2 separate regions of the Homo sapiens genome follow, and region 2 is linked to region 1. Evidence: chromatin contacts called from ENCODE Hi-C data. All regions are on one chromosome and are shown on one strand. Each heading gives the region's core, a stretch centred on a gene start or an enhancer-like site at or near the end of the contact. The rest is flanking DNA. Distances are from core to core; before and after follow the strand shown.

Region 1 (3,523 bases), core at 635-3,134:
GCCCATATAAGTTCTCCTCACCTGCTAGAAATCATCCTTTGTCTTATGCCGTGGTCTCTACATATGAAGGGAATTAACTTCTCATCTAGTAAATCTGTGACAAATATTCTTTCCCTGGATGGTTGTCTGTCTTTGAGTTTGTTACGGTAATTTTTTTTGCCTTGCAGAATATTATATTTATGCACTTAAATTTATTAGTCTTTTCTTATGACTCCTAGATTTTTATTTTTCCTTTTTTTGTCTTGTCAAAAAAGATCTTTCCTCATTTTATTTTTTGGATGTTTTAGGATTCAGTGCTTATAACAAGAAAAAATTATCAAATTAGTTTGTCAATATTGTGCTTGTTTCTTTTTCCTTCAGATTTTTCCTTGTTGTATTGATGGCCCAACTCCATGAGGCAAAGTTCCTTAAAAGGCTAATATGGAAGGCACATTGTGAATTTGTTATGACTCTATGAAGACGTGAATTGATACTTAAATATAAGCTGTTGCTCAGGTAGAAGTCATTGTTTTGTGCGTTGAGTTAACTAAATGAAAAGCTTGGTTACCGGCACCATGGATGGCCTTCGATCTACCCTTACCTAACACCACATGGAATTTTTTTATTTTTATTTTTCTTCCTGAACAGAAAGACATTTGGCCAAGACAGGCTCATTTTGAATTGAGTGAAAGAAATTTTAAAATGCAGCAAAGTTTTTGGAAAAAATTAACTTCCATGAATCCTACTGGGAATTTGTTTCATAACAAAAATTTCACAACGCACTGTGCTGACTTCCTTGTGAAACGGGTTGTTTCTGAGTGTGCAGGGAAGTGGCGGGAGGCTTGGGGGTTTGTCCTGGCTTCTGTACCCCTCAGCGCCCAAGGCAGGGAAGTGGCGGGAGGCTCGGGGGGTTGTCCTGGCTTCTGTACCCCTCAGCGCCCAAGGCAGGTGTTGCAGGAAGCCCGTTCATGAGGTGGGTGTGGGTGGTGCCAGCCAGGTCTGGGGACACCAGCGTCAGCTGCCCCAGGCCTCTGTGCAACCCCCACAGTCGCACCCTTTTGCGGTAACCCACATTACTGGGCACTCGGGAAGGCTGTTTTCTTTCCCAGGAGCCCTAAGGACAGATGCCGCAGGGCTTGGAGTTGTACCCCGTAGCCTCTCAGAGGTCCAGAAAGGTCCAGGCCTCTTCCAATTTTTTTGAGGTTCTTCTTCTCTTAAAAAATAAAATGGGGAAATTCCATACCAGGGTTATAAAATGTATGCTGTGTTTTTCCTGAATCCTGCGAGGGCTTTGAACTCACAAAGGTATAGTTGTCTTGATATATTGTCACAAGACATTTGAAGGACTTCTAACAGATATGTTAATTCATAAGGCATCACAGAAAGCATGGTGGGCAATGAGACACTGCCTTATACACGAATGACAAATGTCTTCTTTGAATTCAGTGACTCTCTAAGACTGTGTCCATAACCTCATGTGAAGGTAAGGTCTAAAGTCTAAATTTGGCACCATTTATAGAAATAAAGCCCAGGGCAAATATCCTTCTGCCTCTCCCCTGCACCCACCGTCCCATCATGGGCCTCTTTGGACCAGTTCTGGGCACGTGTTCTCTCTCAGCACCACTGAACCCTCTTACCCATGTGCCTGGGCCAGGCTTGGCGGGGGTGAGGCAGCTGGATGTATTTCCAGCTGTCAGGGGCAGAATCCAGACAGGCAGCTAGTGTCTCACACACACACACACACACACACACACACACACACACACACACACTGGAGTTTACACACAAAGAAGGGCCAGGTGGGCAGATGCTACTGGAGGCAGAGAAGTGGAATAGAGACAACCAGAGCTCCAAAATGCAACGCCAGAGAGGCCCAAGCTCCACAGAGCCTCCAGCCAGGCCCTGCCCTGACTTCCCCTTCAGCAGAGAGCCCGGCCCCCAGACCAGTGGGTGTGAGTGCAGAACAGCGGTCGGGGTGGGTGCGGGGCATGCTCAGGAGCTGGGCTTTTGCGGTTCCTCTTTTTTTTTTTTTGAGACGGAGTCTCGCTCTGTCGCCCAGGCTGGAGTGCAGTGGCACAATCTCGGCTCACTGCAAGCTCTGCCTCCCGGGTTCACGCCATTCTCCTGCCTCAGCCTCCTGAGCAGCTGGGACGACAGGCACCTGCCACCACGCCTGGCTAATTTTTTGTATTTTTAGTAGAGACGGGGTTTCACCATGTTAGTAAAGATGGTCTCGATCTCCTGACCTCATGATCCACCCGCCTCGGCCTCCCTAAGTGCTGGGATTACAGGCGTGAGCCACCATGCCTGGACCCTCTTTTTTTTGAGACAGAGTCTTGCTCTGTTGCCCAGGCTGGAGTGCAATGGCGTGGTCTCGGCTCACTGCAACCTCTGCCTCCGTGGTTCAAACAATTCTCCTGCCTCAGCCTCCTGAGTAGCTGGGACTACAGGTGCATGCCACCACACCCGGCCAATTTTTATATTTTTAGTAGAGACGGCATTTCACTATGCTGGCCAGGCTGGTCTCAAACTCCTGACCTCAGGTGATCCACTTGCCTCGGCCTCCCAAAGTGCTGGGATTACAGGCGTGAGCCACCGCGCCCGGCCTGCAGTTCCTCTTATAGTAAAAACATGGAGAAATCCCACATGAGGATCATAAAAATTACATTGTTTTTCCATGTTTACATTGATCACAGTAGGACTTTGCACCCACAAAGGTACAATATCTAATTGTCATAATTTACTGTAATATACTGCCACAACACATTTGAGGTATGTCCTATCTGCTGCTGGTGGCGGAGGCAACATGAACTAATGAGCCAGCTCATTCATGCTAACATGCGTCGCTCAGACCATTTAGTCCAGGTGCAATCCCTCCTCCCCCGCAGCGTGGGCCTGGGGTCAGGACTTACCACGAATGTGCAGACTAGAGTCTTGAAAAAGGTTTCAGCTGCTGCCCCCTCTGTATCCAACTGCGGGAAATGAACAATTGAAGATATCAACAACCTTAAAAGTGTGCTTCCCTTTGGCAAGAAATGCCCTCTTGGGAATGTATCCTAAAGGCATATAGTCTGAGATATGCAAAAGAATTTGCTTCAAGTTCTGTTTGAAAATTTCTTCAAAAAGTGGAAGAAAACCTTAAGATCCAGCAACAGGGGATTGCTGTTTAAAAAAAAGACTGTGGTGCTTGTTTAGAATGCGCCGCTGTGCAGACATAAAAGTGACAACGTGACAGTGTATTTATGGACATCGGAGGAAGTTCACGGTGGAGTAAACTTTATAGAAATGTTGTTTATAAACCAGTGTGCCTGAGATGGTTCGTGTCTTTGTAAAATCTATTTATAGAAGAGGCTTAGGAAGGAGCCGCCCTAACCACATTTCTGGAGGAATAGGAGAGAAACCTGGAGGGTGTAGGTCTTCACATTTGCATGATCCCGGGGAGTGGGGGCGGGGAACTGCCTGGGGCTGCAGCGATCTTCATCAGTCACTGGTGACCTTGAGTGAATGAGCCTCAGTTCCTTCATCTGTATAGTGGGGATGAAGC
Region 2 (3,523 bases), core at 362-2,861, 790 kb after region 1:
ACTGGAGAGTTCCCTTGACCCTTCTCAGGACTGGCACAGGGGGTGGCTCGTTTTCTCGGCTGCCACTCAATCCCTTACGGGAGGGACCACACGAACGGACAGGTGCGGGAACCAGAGCAAAGGAACTCTCCTCTCTGGCGGGAGCAGGCTCTGCGCTGGCCTCACGGCAGCCTCCAAGCATATTACAATGCTCTTTTAGCTCTGCCATCTGGGAGTGGGTGTCTGTGACCCCTGGAGCCTCAGAAAGCCTGTGTTACAATCAGTGTTGAGTGTTAATCAGCTCAGTGGAGGGTCAGGGTGACAGCCTTTACACCCTGCCCTCTTGGTACCTGAGTTCTTGTCCGGCGTCCAGCAAGAATCAGGTCACACGAACGAATTAAAGGGTGGTGAATATGGAGGACTTTATTGAGCTGTGGAAGTGGCTCTCAGCAGAAAGGGAAGCTGACAAGGGGGTACAGCAGGAAGATAATTTTCCCCTGGAGTCTGGCCATCCCTCAGCCAAACTCCTCTCCAACATCCAGCTGCTTCCTCTCCTCTCTTTGCTCAGATGCTTTCTCTTCTGTGTGTGTCCCCTTTGTCTGGAGTCTGGGGTTCTTATGGGCACAGGATAGGGGGCAGAGCAGGCCAAAAGGCAACATTCAGGTGGGAAAACAGGGATAGTTGTCACTTTGGGCCACGGGTCCAGGCTTGAGTGTGAAGCCCTCACCAGTATTTCCCTGCCTCCTGCCTGTATCACATACATTCTCTCTTCATTCCTAGTGTGTGTTCGTAATCCAGGATGAAGAGAAGGGAGAAGTCTTCATTGAACCCCTTTTTTCATGCGGTCATTTACATAGTAGCAACAGACTGCAGGATGATTTCTTAGATTCCACAAATTTTTTTTCTTTTTCTTTTTGAGAGAGTCTCACTCTGTCGCCCGAGCTAGAATGCAGTGGTACCATCACAGCTCACTGCAGCCTTGACCTCCCGGCCTGAAGCACTCCTCCTACCTCAGCCTCCAAAGTAGCTAGGACTTACATGCACTTGCCACCATGCCCAGCTAAATTTTTTTGTATTTTTGGTAGAGATGGGATTTTGCTATATTGCCCAGACTGGTCTTGAACTCCTGGCCTCAAGCAGTTCTCCCGCCTTGGCCTCTCAAGATGCTAGGATGACAGGCATGAGCCACTGCACCCAGCCCACAAATGTTTTCAAGTTACTGATCTGCCAAGTTTACAATTCCAGTAAGAGTTTGAAAAGGAAATAGGAACTGAAACCTGCCTGTGTTTGCTGAATCTCTGCTGTGTGCTAGGTGCTGAGGTGCTTTGGGATATGCATTAGAAGCTTGCTTGTTAACCAGTGACCATGACTGCATTTGAGCTGTTGCTGTTCACACATGGGCATTTCCATCAGGACAGCACAGCCAGGAGGAGAGTGGCGGCTCCGGGACCTGGGGCTCAGGCGAGGCCTTGAGGAGCTTACCAGAATAGTGAGGGCCCACGAGGGCCAAAGACCCACAAGTGGTAAAGGACAGGTGGCCCCACTCAGGAAGACACTTTCTCAGGCAGAACCGGAATGACAATGGGAGGCCAGTTGTGGAGAGCCTGGGACGCCAGAATAAGTGAGCACGAGAGACCGACAGGATGAGAGCCGCATTTCCGCTGAGACAGTGTGGCTGCGGGGCACGGGGCGCTGGAGCAGAGTGGAGGCAGGGGTGGGAGGATGCACCTGGGCAGGACGTGGTAGGGCAGTGGGGCTGGGTGAAGGGATGGAGAGCAACGCCGCAGTGTTGGTTATCCCTTTCATAGTTAATGTAGTGTCCTTCACAAATAAGATTTCTTTTATTTTCAAATACAATCAGATACAAAGTCAGTCTGCTTTTGAGCGGTTTGTTTTGCCACAGTAGGAAATAATCGTTGCTGGTTCATGTGCTAATTTTGTTGCCAAATACTTCATCGTGACACAGGGGGACTAATCAATGTTAATTTCCAGTGTTACAGAAGTGGCCGGCGGTAAGCTGTTAATGCTCTCATAAATGACCATTTTTCAGAAGTTATTTGCTTTGTCCCGGACTCTACCTAAACCAATGTACGTCTGCCCCCCTACATTCAAACATGACTTCCGTTTTGATCATTTTTGCTGGAATATTAAAAATGCATCTCAAAGGCAGCTGTGGTTTCTGGGAAGCTGTGTTTGGCATCAGTCCTTGTTCACTTTTAGCACTTGAAGCTGAAAAAAGCAGTAATGTCAACATAATGAACCATCTTAATTCAGCCTGGCAGAGGTCACAACAGCTCTAGTTTTCACCTTCATGGTGAAGGATGATCGTGTTGTTGGAATAAATAGACCTGGACTTGATTACAAGTGACATTTGAAAGTGTTGATTCAGATTGTCCCGTCGCTTCAAAATGGAGCCCTAGTCTTTAAGCACAGTGGTGAGATAAGTATTATTAATGACAGGCATTAGTTAGGATAAAGGCAAAAAAAAAAGTTTGGAGGCTCAAATCATTAAGTTGGCAGTAGAAATATGAATAGAAACTCAGCTGGAGAGTTGACTCCTCGCACTCCTGTTTGTCTTGACTGTGCCTCAGATGGCGTCTCGCGCCCGTTTGGTTTTGTCTTTCACAGACGTTTGCCAGGGACCATGTTTTTCCATCTCCCCTCTGTTTTAACACAGCGCCTTACCAATCACACACCAAATTAGTGCAGTGATTTTGTGAGCGTGGAGAGAGTAAATGAGGAGAGTTCTTCACCAGAAAAAGACAGCAAAGACGTGTTTCTCTTCCTTCTCGTCACAGAACAAACTCCTTACTCGAGGGTGGAGTATGTGTCTCAGCTCTCCTTCTCTTCAGCTCTCTCTTTGTTTTCCTGGGGAAATCCCGGGCCTTGTTGAAAGGACCTGCAGCAGCTCTGACTTCCCGAACACTCACAGGTGCCCGTGTTGAGGTTCCCAATGGCGTCTTTCAGCCCCTGGGCCGGCTTGCTTTCTGCGCAGCGTGTGCTCCTGATGTAGAGGCCGTGGATACTGGCATTTTTTTAGTGCATCAGCTGATTTCTCTGGTGTCCACCCAGGGCTCGCCTCAGAGGATGTGCTCAGCTCGCAAACCTGTGTTCTTTGCTCTTTGCAGAATGGAAGCCCTCTCCCTTTCGGTGTGTATGGGAGAGGCCATAGCTAGGATGTTGAGCCTCTGAAGTTGTAAAGCTTACTACCTTTTTATTTATTGTATGTTTAATTTAAAGGATCATTTAGCATTGCTTGTGGGCAAATCCTGACTAATGCCAGAGTGGGGGTGTTCTTGGATATAGAGCTTGCTTTGTCATTGGACGTTTGTGTGTTAGAATTATGTAAGCAATAAAATATTTTAGCTGGGCACGGTGGTTCACGCCCGTAATCTCAGCACTTTGGGATGCTGAGGTGTGCAGTTCACTTGAGGCCAGGAGTTTGAGACCAGCCTGGCCAAAATAGCAAAACCCTTTCTCTACTAAAAATACAAAAAAAAAAAAAAAAATTAGCTGAGCATGATGGCACATGCCTGTAATCCCA

What was found. A loop is a pair of places that touch in the nucleus more often than their neighbours do. Pooled maps may share reads with other maps.
Region 2: a pooled map shows a loop between it and region 1 (15-fold over the local background). The contact joins two enhancer-like sites. A Hi-C loop is called at or near these places in 2 of 37 single-sample maps with no recorded cell type and 3 of 50 pooled maps.

Annotation. Positions count from the first base shown.
Region 1 is chr12:130,978,112-130,981,634 of GRCh38, forward strand. All of the region lies in intron 4 of ADGRD1 (adhesion G protein-coupled receptor D1), which reads left to right. Among named protein-coding and RNA genes, the nearest start is that of ADGRD1-AS1, 14 kb to the right of the region's middle. RefSeq lists an enhancer at 1,435-2,425. Within about 2 kb of position 1,885, at least 8 of the 41 ENCODE cell types and tissues checked have a DNase peak (open chromatin) inside an H3K27ac peak, as active enhancers do.
Region 2 is chr12:131,772,465-131,775,987 of GRCh38, forward strand. All of the region lies in intron 13 of SFSWAP (splicing factor SWAP), which reads left to right. Among named protein-coding and RNA genes, the nearest start is that of MMP17, 54 kb to the right of the region's middle. RefSeq lists enhancers at 972-1,597, 1,329-1,518, 1,598-2,222. Within about 2 kb of position 1,612, at least 6 of the 41 ENCODE cell types and tissues checked have a DNase peak (open chromatin) inside an H3K27ac peak, as active enhancers do.